Regions from separate parts of the Mus musculus genome. Here region 2 is linked to region 1. A link is a loop called in an ENCODE intact Hi-C map of the cell type or tissue named here. Cell type or tissue: heart. All regions are shown on one strand. Each heading gives the region's core, and the rest is flanking DNA. Links, peaks and the distances in the headings are about the cores only.

Region 1 (5,376 bases), core at 183-5,182:
TAAATTCAAGCGACGGAGAGATAGTGCACTGGTTAAGAGTTCTTACAACTGGTGCAGAGGACTCAGTTTCCATTCCTGGAACCCATGAGAAGGCTAACCATAACTCTAGTTTCAGGGGATCCTAAACCATTTCTGCATAAAAGCAAATTCATACACATAAAAGAAAAAATAATAAGGGGCTGGGGAGATGGCTCAGTGGTTAAAGGTTAAGAGCACTTGACTGCTCTTCCAAAGGTCTTGAGTTCAATTCCTAGCAACCACATGGTGGCTCACAACCATCTGTAATGGGATCTGATGCCCTCTTCTGGTGTGTCTGAAGACAGCTACAGTGTACTCACATACATAAAATAAATAACTCTTTAAAAATAAAATAAATGCTTTCTTTTTTTTGGGGGGGGGGGAGACATGATCTCTCTATGCAGCCATGACTTATCCTGAAACTGGATATGTACATGAAGCTGACCCCTAGTGGTAAAAAAATCCCCCTGCCTCTGCCTCTTGAGTATTAGGATAAAGGGCGTGTGCTACCATGCCTGAAAAAGTCTTTAAAAGATTCATTTCCTTTTATTTTATGTGATGAATACTCTGAAAGTTGCCTGATGTAAATCCTGGGAACAAAACTAGGGCCCCCTGGAAGAGCATCAACTGCTCTGAACTGCTGAGCCGCCTCTTTAGCTTCACCAGCAAATTTATGAAAAATTTTAAAAAGAGAGAGAGAAAAATCTCAGGTGACTCGGGCATTCCTTAACATTCGAGGGATAAGAGATTACAGGCAAGTCCAGCGTGGAGGGTTTGCTTCCAGCACGCAGGACACAGAGAACAACCACAGCAAGCTCCAGGGCAGCACAGGGAGACCCAGCTCAGCGAAACAGAGCAAAGGGAAATTGAGGCCAACCTCACCTCAGATGAAGAGAACCTGCAGGCTTCGTCCGGATGTCTCTGTCTTCTGACCTGGGAGCTTCTCTGTAAGGTCCTTCTAGATAGAAAGGAGAGGCAGACACAGAAGTTCAGGGCACAAGAAACTATTTCTGCCATTGCCCTTACATTCTTCAGTGAGGCCGGGCATGGTGGCACACACCTTTAATCCCAGCACTTGGGAGGCAGAGGCAGGAGGATTTCTGAGTTCGAGGCCAGCCTGGTCTACAAAGTGAGTTCCAGGACAGCCAGGGCTACACAGAGAAACCCTGTCTCGAAAAAACCAAAAAAAAAAAAAAAAAAAAACCCACCAAAAAAACCCACATTCTTCAGTGAGACTGGGGGTGTGGGGCCTGAGCCTACATACAGCTTTGAGTTCTTCCTTCCTTCCTTCCTTCCTTCCTCCCTCCCTCCCTCCCTCCCTCCCTTCCTTCCTTTCTTCCTTCATTCCTTCCTTCCTCTCTCTCTCTCTCTCTCTCTCTCTCTCTCTCTCTCTCTCTTTCCCTTTCTTTTCTTTTTTCTTTTTTTCAGACAGGCCTAGTCTCTCAGGTTCGCTGTGTACCAGATGAATGACAATCGAGGTTAACTATTCACCACTGTTTGTAATTCTCAGCACTCAGGAGATGAGGCAGGAGGATTCCGGCAAATTAGAAGTCACCCTCAGCCTGTCTCAAAAATACAAAACTAAAATTAATCAAGTGCATAATTGCCACACCTCCCATTCTTTACGCTCCAGTTTTAGGTCCATCTTCCACATTTCTTTTTAAAGACAAGATCTTATGTAGCTGAGACATAGTGTGAACTATGCTTCAGAGGATGTCCCTGAATTTGTGTCTCTAGACATAGTGTGGTTTGTGCTTGTTTGTTTGTTTTTGAGACACCATCTCACTATATATCCCTGACTGGCCTGTAGCTTCCTATGTTAGACCAGGATAGCTCTGAATTCACAGTGATCCACCCATTTCGGCTTCCTGAGTGCTGGGACTAAAAGCATGTACCATTAGGCCAGGCTAATACGTTTAGTTTTTCTTTTTAAAGAGTTAATTTATTGGGAAATGAAAACCAAACTAAGAGCCAGGTGATGGTGGCAGTGGTGGCACCTTTAATCCCTGTACTTGGGAGGCAGAGGAAGATGGAACTCTGAGTTTTGAGGCCAGACTGGGGTACCTATGGAGTGAATTCTAGGACAGACAGGGCTACACAGAGAATCCTTCTATTGAAAAACAAAACAAAGCAAAAAGTTATTTGGGGGCCAGAGAGATGGCTCAGTGGCTAAGAGCAGTTACTGTTCTTGCAGAGGATCCTGGTTCTGTTCCCCAAATCTACATGATGATTCAGAACCATCTGTAACTCCTGTTCCAGGGGAGTCCAGCGCCCTTTACTGGCTGCTGTGGACACTGCATGCATGTGGTGCACATAGGTGCATACAGGCAAAACACAAATTAAAAAAATATTTTTAAAAGCCCCTTATACTCCCTGTATAGTACTACAGGTGTGCATGCACCACCATGCCCAGTGACAAAAGTGCTCTCGAGGAGGAGGGTCAGGCTCAGAGTCAGTTTCAATTAAAGGCTAGGTGAGTCCATTTCTTTGGGTGTCAGGTGAGGCAGAGCATCATAGATTCAGGAGCAGGTGGAAGAGTTTGCTTATTCATAATGGCCAGGAAGCAGAGAGATAGCAATAGCAGGGAAAGGCTAATACCGTTCCTGTGAGTCTCACCATCCCACACTTCCCTCCCATTTGTCTATTCAGATTTTGAGCTCACAATTGAATTAAGTTAGAATTAAACCATCTAAACATCTCTCTGTAGTTCTAGCCCCCCCCCCAACCCCTTCAGTTTCAGAAAAGGTCTCAGGAGAGCATGGTGGTAGATCTTTAATCTCAGCACTCTTGGGAGATAGAGGTATGAATCTCTATGAATTCAAGGTCAGTCATGTCTACATAGCAAGTTCCGTGCTAGCCAGAGCAACATAGCCATACCCTGCCTCAAAATAAAGCCTAGGGCTGGAGAGATGGCTCAGCAGTTAAGAGCACTGACTGCTCTTCTAGAAGTCCTGAGTTCAATTCCCAGCAACCACATGGTGGCTCACAACCATCTGTAATGGAATCAGATACCCTCTTCTGGTGTGTCTGAAAACCATGAGAGTGTACTCATATAAATAAAACAAATCTTAAAACAAACAAACAAACAAACAACAAAGCCTAAATAAGACAAAGTCAGGGTGGTATGTATCTCAAGTTGGAAGAGAACTATGGAGTGGACATTCAGTGATCCTCCTGCCTGTACCTCCCAATGCTGGGATTACAGATCGGAGTCAACGGTATTTGGAGGCAGGGGCTTGCTACGCAGTCTACACTAACCTTTTATTCTTGTCCACATCCTGTAGGCATTACAGCCTTGGGCCAATATGCCCCACCAATGTCTGGTTTGTGTGTATTTTGGTCCAATCTGTGTCATTTTGCTACTGGTAGTTCAACGGTGCACTTTTGGGGTTATTGTAAGGATTATAGAAGCGTTTGTTAGTGATATACTCGGGAAAAGTTACTGTCCTTCCAGTGTCCGTCTCTCTCTTTCAGGACGCCTTACCCTGTGAAGTCCGTTCTGACTGTCCTCTAAAGTCTTTTTTGTTTTTTTTTTGGAGGTGGGGGGGCGGGGAAAGCTCACTGGTAGGATGACATCGTCTGTATATTCCTCAAGGATATTTACGGGGGTTGGAGAGTTTAATTAGGTACTTTCCTAAACCTGGCTTATTTTGGGCTTTTTCCGTACTAAGTAAGTGAGTGGGAGACGCTGCTGGGGATTCAGAGTTGGAAAAAACAGTAGTCTTACAGGAAACAAACCAAAACCAAACCGCGGCGCTCCTTACGCCACAGGTCGGTCCTCGGACGTGTCAGCGTCGTGCCCGCTCCGTACGCAAGGGGGCGCGCCAGGAAGTCCCGGAAGTCCGTCCCGAAACCCGACTCGGAACTTTCTTCCTTGCACTTCCGTTCAGCTTCGCGCAGTCGTTTGTCCTGTACGGCTACCCGTCCTCACACGAATCTAGCCCGGGAACTAAGATTCCGGGGAGCGCAGTCGTCACCAGCCGGGAGCCTGTCGATTCCAGACGCTCTCCGGACTGGCAAGATGTGCTCCCTGGGGTTGTTCCCCCCGCCGCCGCCTAGAGGTCAAGTCACCCTGTATGAGCACAATAACGAGCTGGTGACCGGCAACAGCTATGAGAGCCCGCCTCCCGACTTTCGGGGCCAGGTGGTCCGGGTGGGAACGCTGCGGTGGGGATGCGGAAAGTGGGAATAGAGGCGACGCGGCGGGGCTCGCTCACAAGTGATTGGGAACGGCATGACTCCCACAGGAGACTGGAGAGAACGAAATATATTTTAGGGCCTGTGTTACCCAGTTAGGCATGCCAAGGCATGTGAGGAGGTTCTAGGAGGGGTAGAGAAGATGATGGATGCCGTCCATCAGGTCTTCTCTAGTGTCAACCCTGTGAAAAACGATTGTGGTTTGCAGATGAGGACTGAAAATTTTCTGTCCCACAAGTGTTACATTTGTGGGTATGGGAAATGGGGCCGTGGAATCTCTTATGCCATAGGTTGGAGATGGCAAGGAGTTCTGTTAAGATTTGGGGAAGAGACTGACTGCCTCCCTCTCTTCTGAGGTATAGTGGATCAATCTTCCTGTCCTACACCTGACCAAGGATCCCCTAAAAGCCCCAGGGAGGCTGGACCATGGTACAAGAACTGCCTTCATCCATCACCGTGAGCAAGTGTGGAAGAGATGCATCAATGTTTGGTGAGGCATAGCAAACAGTGGCTTAAATAGGCCATGGTCTACCGAGCCTGCTTTGGGCAGCTCTTGAATGGCTGCTTATTGCAGTCTGTGTCTTCATATTACCACAAATCATATTAGGTGATCCATTTTTATTGTAAAACTCAAGGGTGTACCAGAAACCTCATTTATCCCTAATAGCTTGGCTTGATTTTACAAACCTGCTCTCAGCACCGACCTCATTTGCTTTTATCTGAAGCTCAGGAAAGTTAGGAAAAGGTTGAATTGATTCGTTAATATGTAGGACATGTAAGAATTAAAGCTGTGCTATCTTTTTTTTTTTTAACTGTACGTTTGGAAAAGTTACATAATTACTCTGTCCTAAAGCCAAACCCCTTTAAACCATGGTGACTAAATAGATACAAAGCACATAGAAGCATTTCCTGGCACATTAATCCCTTGATGTGTTTGCCATCCCCATTATTATCATTGCCATTATCTGTAAAAAGAATCCCTGGTGCCGGGCGTGGTGGCTCACGCCTTTAATCCCAGCACTCCGGAGGCAGAGGCGGGCGGATTTCTGAGTTCGAGGCCAGCCTGGTCTACAGAGTGAGTTCCAGGACAGCCAGGGCTACACAGAGAAACCCTGTCTTGAAAAAACAAACAAACAAAAAAAAAACGAATCCCTGGCAATT
Region 2 (5,376 bases), core at 269-5,268, 69 kb before region 1:
ACTGTGCTGGGTCCTCCCATATCAAGTATTAATCAAGAAACCTACAGACTTGTCTACAAGTGCCTTTAATCCCAGCACCTGGGAGGCAGAGGCAGGCAGATTTCTGAGTTTGAGGCCAACCTGGTCTACAGAGTGAGTTCCAGGACAGCCAGGGCTACACAGAGAAACCCTGTCTTGAGAAAAAGAAAAAAAAAAAAAAAAAAAAAGAAAAGAAAGACACACCAGAAGAGGGCACCAGATCCCATTACAGATGGTTGTGAGGCCACCATGTGGTTGCTGGGAATTGAACTCAGGACCTCTGGAAGGGAAACTAGTGTTCTTAACCTCTGAGCCAACTCTCCAGCCCCAGGACCTAGTTCTTATAATAGGTCTCTTAACAATCTTATAGTCCTTAGTCTGTAACTTCAGCTCCTGGGTATCCAACACCTTCTGGCTTACACACACACACACACACACACACACACAAACACACACACACACACACAGAGGTAGACGTACAAGTACACATAATTTTTTTACTTCCTCCCTTCATGTTTATCTCTCTCTCTCTCTCACACACACACACACATACACATACACATTTATATACACACACCAACACAGAAACACAAGATTTCAATATGGAGGCCTGGAACTTAGTGATTCACCAGCTTCTGCCTCCCTCATACCAGTATTAAAAGCATGTCCAAGCCTGGCGGTGGTGGCACACGCCTTTAGTCCCAGCACTTGGGAGGCAGAGGCAGGCAGATTTCTGAGTTGGAGGCCAGCCTGGTCTACAAAGTGAGTTCCAGGACAGCCAAGGCTACACAGAGAAACCCTGTCTCGAAAAACCAAAAAAAAAAAAAAAAAAAAAAAAGCATGTCCAGTCCCGGGATAAAAAAAAAAAAGTTCACCATGAGCAGGAAAGACAACTCAATCTGGAGTCCCTTTACAGGGATTGCCTAAGACCATCAGATAAAAAGATACTTACATTATGATTCATAATAGTAGCAAAATTACAGTTATTAAGAATTGAAAATAGTTTTATGATTGGGAGATCACCACAACATGAGGAACTATCATAAAGGGCTGCAGCATTAGGAGAGTTGGGAACTAGCTCAGATTATTGGCTGCTCAGAGGACCTGGTTTTGATTCCCGGCACACTCATGGCACTTCACAACCATTTATAACTTTAGTTCCAGGGTAGTCTTTCCATCAAATCTAAATATTAATTTTAGTTTTGTTAATGTTCCCTAACTAAGGCTTGAGTTTTGACATTTATCATTAATATAAAGGCAAAAGCTGATGGCACACTGATGATACTCTCCTGGACTCCTCTGGTACTCAGCACCCATGTACATAAACATGGGTGTACAAACACAGTCAGGCAAAACACCCATACACATAAAATAAATTTTAAGCTTACAACTAAGAAAATCCATGCTAGGAATAGTAGAACATGGCTGTCATCTCAGCACTACCAGGCAGGTGCAGGATAGTGAAATCAAAACCAATCTGAGCTATAAAGTGAGATCTTGTCAAGCACATGAACAACAAAAAAAGCTGAGTTCATAAGCATGATGGGAAGCCTTACTTTTCCCCTTGTATCTTCTGTAATTTCTCTGTAGTTAAAACATTTAGGGGGTAGGGTATGGGGGACTTTTGGGATAGCATTCTAAATGTAATTGAGGAAAATACATAATAATTTAAAAATATTAAAAAAAAGAATAAAACAAAAAAACATTTAGACTGTAACATTCTCTTTGGTATATTACTTTTTTTTTTAAAAAAACTGAAAAACTGCCTAGGTATGGTTAGAGAAGGCTCAGAGGGTAAGAGCACTGACTGTTCTCCCAAAGGTGCTGAGTTCAAATCCCAGCAACTACATGGTGGCTCACAACCACTTGTTTTTTTTGTTTTGTTCTGGTTTGGTTTTTGGTTTTTGGTTTTTTTTTTTCAAGACAGGGTTTCTCTGTGTAGCCCTGGCTGTCCTGGAAGCTGGCCTCCAACTCAGAAATCTGCCTGTTTCTGCCTCCCAAGTGCTGGGATTAAAGGCGTGCTCCACCACTGCTAGGCTTCACAACCACTTATAATGAGATCTGACATCCTCCTCTGGTGAGTCAGAAGTCAACTACTGTGTACTTATGTATAATAATAAATGCATCTTTGGACCAAAGCACGCAAGTGGTGCCAACCAGAGCGAATGTGGTTGACCAGAGCAGAGCGAGTAGAGGTCCTAAAAATTCAATCCCCAACAACCACAGGAAGGCTCACAACCATCTGTACAGCTGCAGTGTACTCATATAATAAAATAAATAAATAAATCTTTAAAAACAAAACAAAACAAAAAACTACCTCAAAGAAATGGGTAGCTTTCCTTAGAGCTAAGTAATCAGCAAAGCGGTGTTAATGGCTTTCACCAGTAGATGTCACTGTGACTAAATGAGACAGCGTTTTAAACCTACCAGACCTTTAAGAGAAAAAGGGACTGCTCAGATACTAGAAACAGAAGATATTTTGAAAGTCTTTCCATCAAATCTAAATATTAATTTTAGTTTTGTTAATATTCCCTAACTAAGACTTGAGTTTTGTCATTTATCATGAATATAAAGGCAAAAAAAGCTGATGGCACACTTTTTATTACAGTACTCCAGAGGCAGAAGCAGGTAGATCTGAGTTTTTGGCCAGCTTGGTAGAGTTGAGTTTCCAGGAAATCCAGGGCTTCAGAGAAAAACCGGTCTTTAAAAACAACAACAACAACAAAAAAAAAACACAACAACAACAAACAAGCAAACAAAAAAGAGAAAAAATGTAGTTCATGATGCTGATTGTCTATAATTCCAGCACTCAAAAAGTGCAGCTGGCAGGAATTCAATGAGTCACACAGATAGGGTCATAAACAAAACAAAGTAAGACAAAAACCTGCCTTAACTTCCCAACTGCAAGGATGATAAGCATGTGCCATTCCTGGCTATTGTGTACTTTCAGTGTCAATTCATTCTCTCTCACAGCAGAAGCACAATAAATTTATAGAAGTAAAAATGGTACTCAAAGCTAGGTGTGGTGGTGTATGCCTTGAATCCCAGCACTGGGAAGGCAGAAGGCAGACAGATTTATGAGTTCAAGACCAGCCTTGTCTATATAGGGAGTTTTAGGACAGCCAGGGCTACAGAGACACCCTGCCTCAAAACAAACAAAGTGAACTATTTCCAGCACTCAAGAGACTAAGGCAGGAAGATAACCACTGAAGCCAAGTATGGGCTACATAAAATCCTGTCTCAAAAAATAAGTACACAAACAGAAGTATTCAAGTGAACTATTCTAGGTTTCATTGCGAACCTGCAGCTACAACATGGAGGCTTAAAGAACCAAACTTAGGGGTTAAAGAGATGGTTTTATTCTTTAAAAAAAACAAAACTGCCTACTCTTTCAGAGGACTCAGGCTGGATTCCAAGTACCTACATGATTTCTCACAATCATCTTTAACTCCAATTTGGCTTCTGTGGGCACATGGTGCTAAGACATACAAAATAAAATAATTATTATTTTTTTTTTTTTGCTTTTTTTTAATGTTCAATGGTGTTTTGCCTGGATGTATGTACATGTTAGGGTGTCAGATAGCCCGTATGGGAGCTGCAATGTGGGTGCTGGGAATTGAACCTCTGGAAAAGCAGCCAATGCTCTTAACAGCTGAACCATGGCTCCAACCCCCAAAATAATTAAATCTTTAAAAATAAATGAAAAAAAAAAGAAATAAAAGAACTGAAACTTAATTTTTTTTTGTTTTTTGTTTTTGTTTTTTTTTGAGTTAAAATACTTCTAAACTAGGCTGGTGAGATGGCTCAGTGGGTAAGAGCACCCGACTGCTCTTCCAAAGGTCCAAAGTTCAAATCCCAGCAACCACATGGTGGCTCACAACCATCTGTAATGAGATCTGACTCCCTCTTCTGGAGTGTCTGAAGACAGCTACAGTGTACTTACATATAATAAAAATAAATAAATCTTAAAAAAAAATGGGATGCAGAGTATTTCTTTAAAAAAAAAAAAAATACTTCTAAACTGAACTTCCAAACTGTAACAAGAAACTTGTCATTTTCCCATTCATAAGCTGTAATTCTTTTCTCTAGGTACATTCTTAGGGCATGCTGAGCTCAGTATTTCTGAAGAGTATTTAATTGGCTCTTGTAATATACCCTGCCTTCATCAGAGGCATCATGATATATTACTAATTCCTTCAGAAAAAGTCCTCACTAAAGACTTTTAGTGGACAGAGGGTCAGAGACTGCCTGCCAAGGAAGCCAAATTAATTTCCAGCATCTACCTCAAACCTCTTTGATTAAAATGGTTTGATACACACACACACACACACACACACACACACACACACACACACACATTGATTAAAATGGTTTGATACACACAGACACACACACACACAGCTCAACAATCAACAAAGACGGGGTTGCACTTGCCACTCTTGTACAAGAAAGCTCACAACCATTTGAAACTCTGGTGCCCGGGGATCTGATGACACTCTCTTCTAAACTCAAGTTCAAGGCACAAATATGGTGCACACAAACATACAGGTAAGACACTCACACAAGCACATAAGAATAACCTAAATGAATGAATGAATAATACAGTGAAGGATCTAAAGAAGTCACCTGATGTCACTTCTGGCTTCTCCATATTCCTACACACCAACACAGAGTTGGGGTATGCTAGACAAATACATTACAGTTACAGGCCCCTCAAAAAAGATTTGGGGAGGCCGATCTCAAAGGAGTAAGCCAGAGAGTAATTGGAGGACACTCAATAACTGCTCTGGCTTTCCTGAAATTACATGCACACCCACATAGGCACATGTTACACACACATATACACTCTCAAATATTAAAAAAGAAAAGCCGAAGCCGGCCATGGTGGCGCACGCCTTTAATCCCAGCACTCGGGAGGCAGAGGCAAGCAGATTTCTGAGTTTGAGGCCAGCCTGGTCTACAAAGTGAGTTCCAGGACAGCCAGGGCTATACAGAGAAACCCTGTCTCGAAAAACCAAAAAGAAAAAGAGGAGTCAGGCGTGGTAGCACATACCTTTAATCCCAGCACTCAAGAGGCAGAAGCAGACTGATCTCTAAGTCAGAAGTCAGCCTGGTCTACAGAGTCAGTTCCAACACAAACAGAGCTACACAGAGAAATCCTGTCTCAAAATAACAAAACAAAACAAACATAAAATGCTTCCAATTTCAGCACTCAGGAGGGTGAAATAGAATGTCCATGAATTAGAAGACAGCCTGGGCTATCACGAAATCCAGTCTCAAAAACAAAAAAATATTCAATATGGTAATATAAACCTATAAACTGTTGTCATATACACTTGGGAGAAAGAGGCAGCAGGA

The links. A loop is a pair of places that touch in the nucleus more often than their neighbours do. Peaks named below come from ENCODE experiments on the same cell type or tissue, not always from the same donor. Only the 100,000 strongest peaks of a DNase experiment are listed, where the experiment ranks them.
Region 2: it touches region 1 in a loop (4-fold over the local background); 4 of 42 quality-filtered maps call a loop at or near these places.

What each region holds. Positions count from the first base shown.
Region 1 is chr15:102,349,282-102,354,657 of GRCm38, reverse strand. Aaas (achalasia, adrenocortical insufficiency, alacrimia) reads left to right here and starts at 3,899. Exons shown (of 16, transcript NM_153416.2): 1 at 3,899-4,162; 2 at 4,578-4,705. The coding sequence starts at 4,040. Gm36246 (predicted gene, 36246) reads right to left here and starts at 3,831. Exons shown (of 3, transcript NR_155425.1): 1 at 3,746-3,831; 2 at 901-976. In heart, for the core only: CTCF peaks have their summits at 484 (motif pointing left), 2,304 (motif pointing left) and 3,833; a DNase peak (open chromatin) is centred at 3,927; H3K4me3 peaks cover 1,981 bases; H3K27ac peaks cover 1,562 bases.
Region 2 is chr15:102,418,665-102,424,040 of GRCm38, reverse strand. The region is part of intron 3 of Sp1 (trans-acting transcription factor 1); the gene reads right to left. Among named protein-coding and RNA genes, the nearest start is that of Sp1, 15 kb to the right of the region's middle. In heart, for the core only: a CTCF peak has its summit at 2,398 (motif pointing right); no DNase peak of the experiment used is centred there.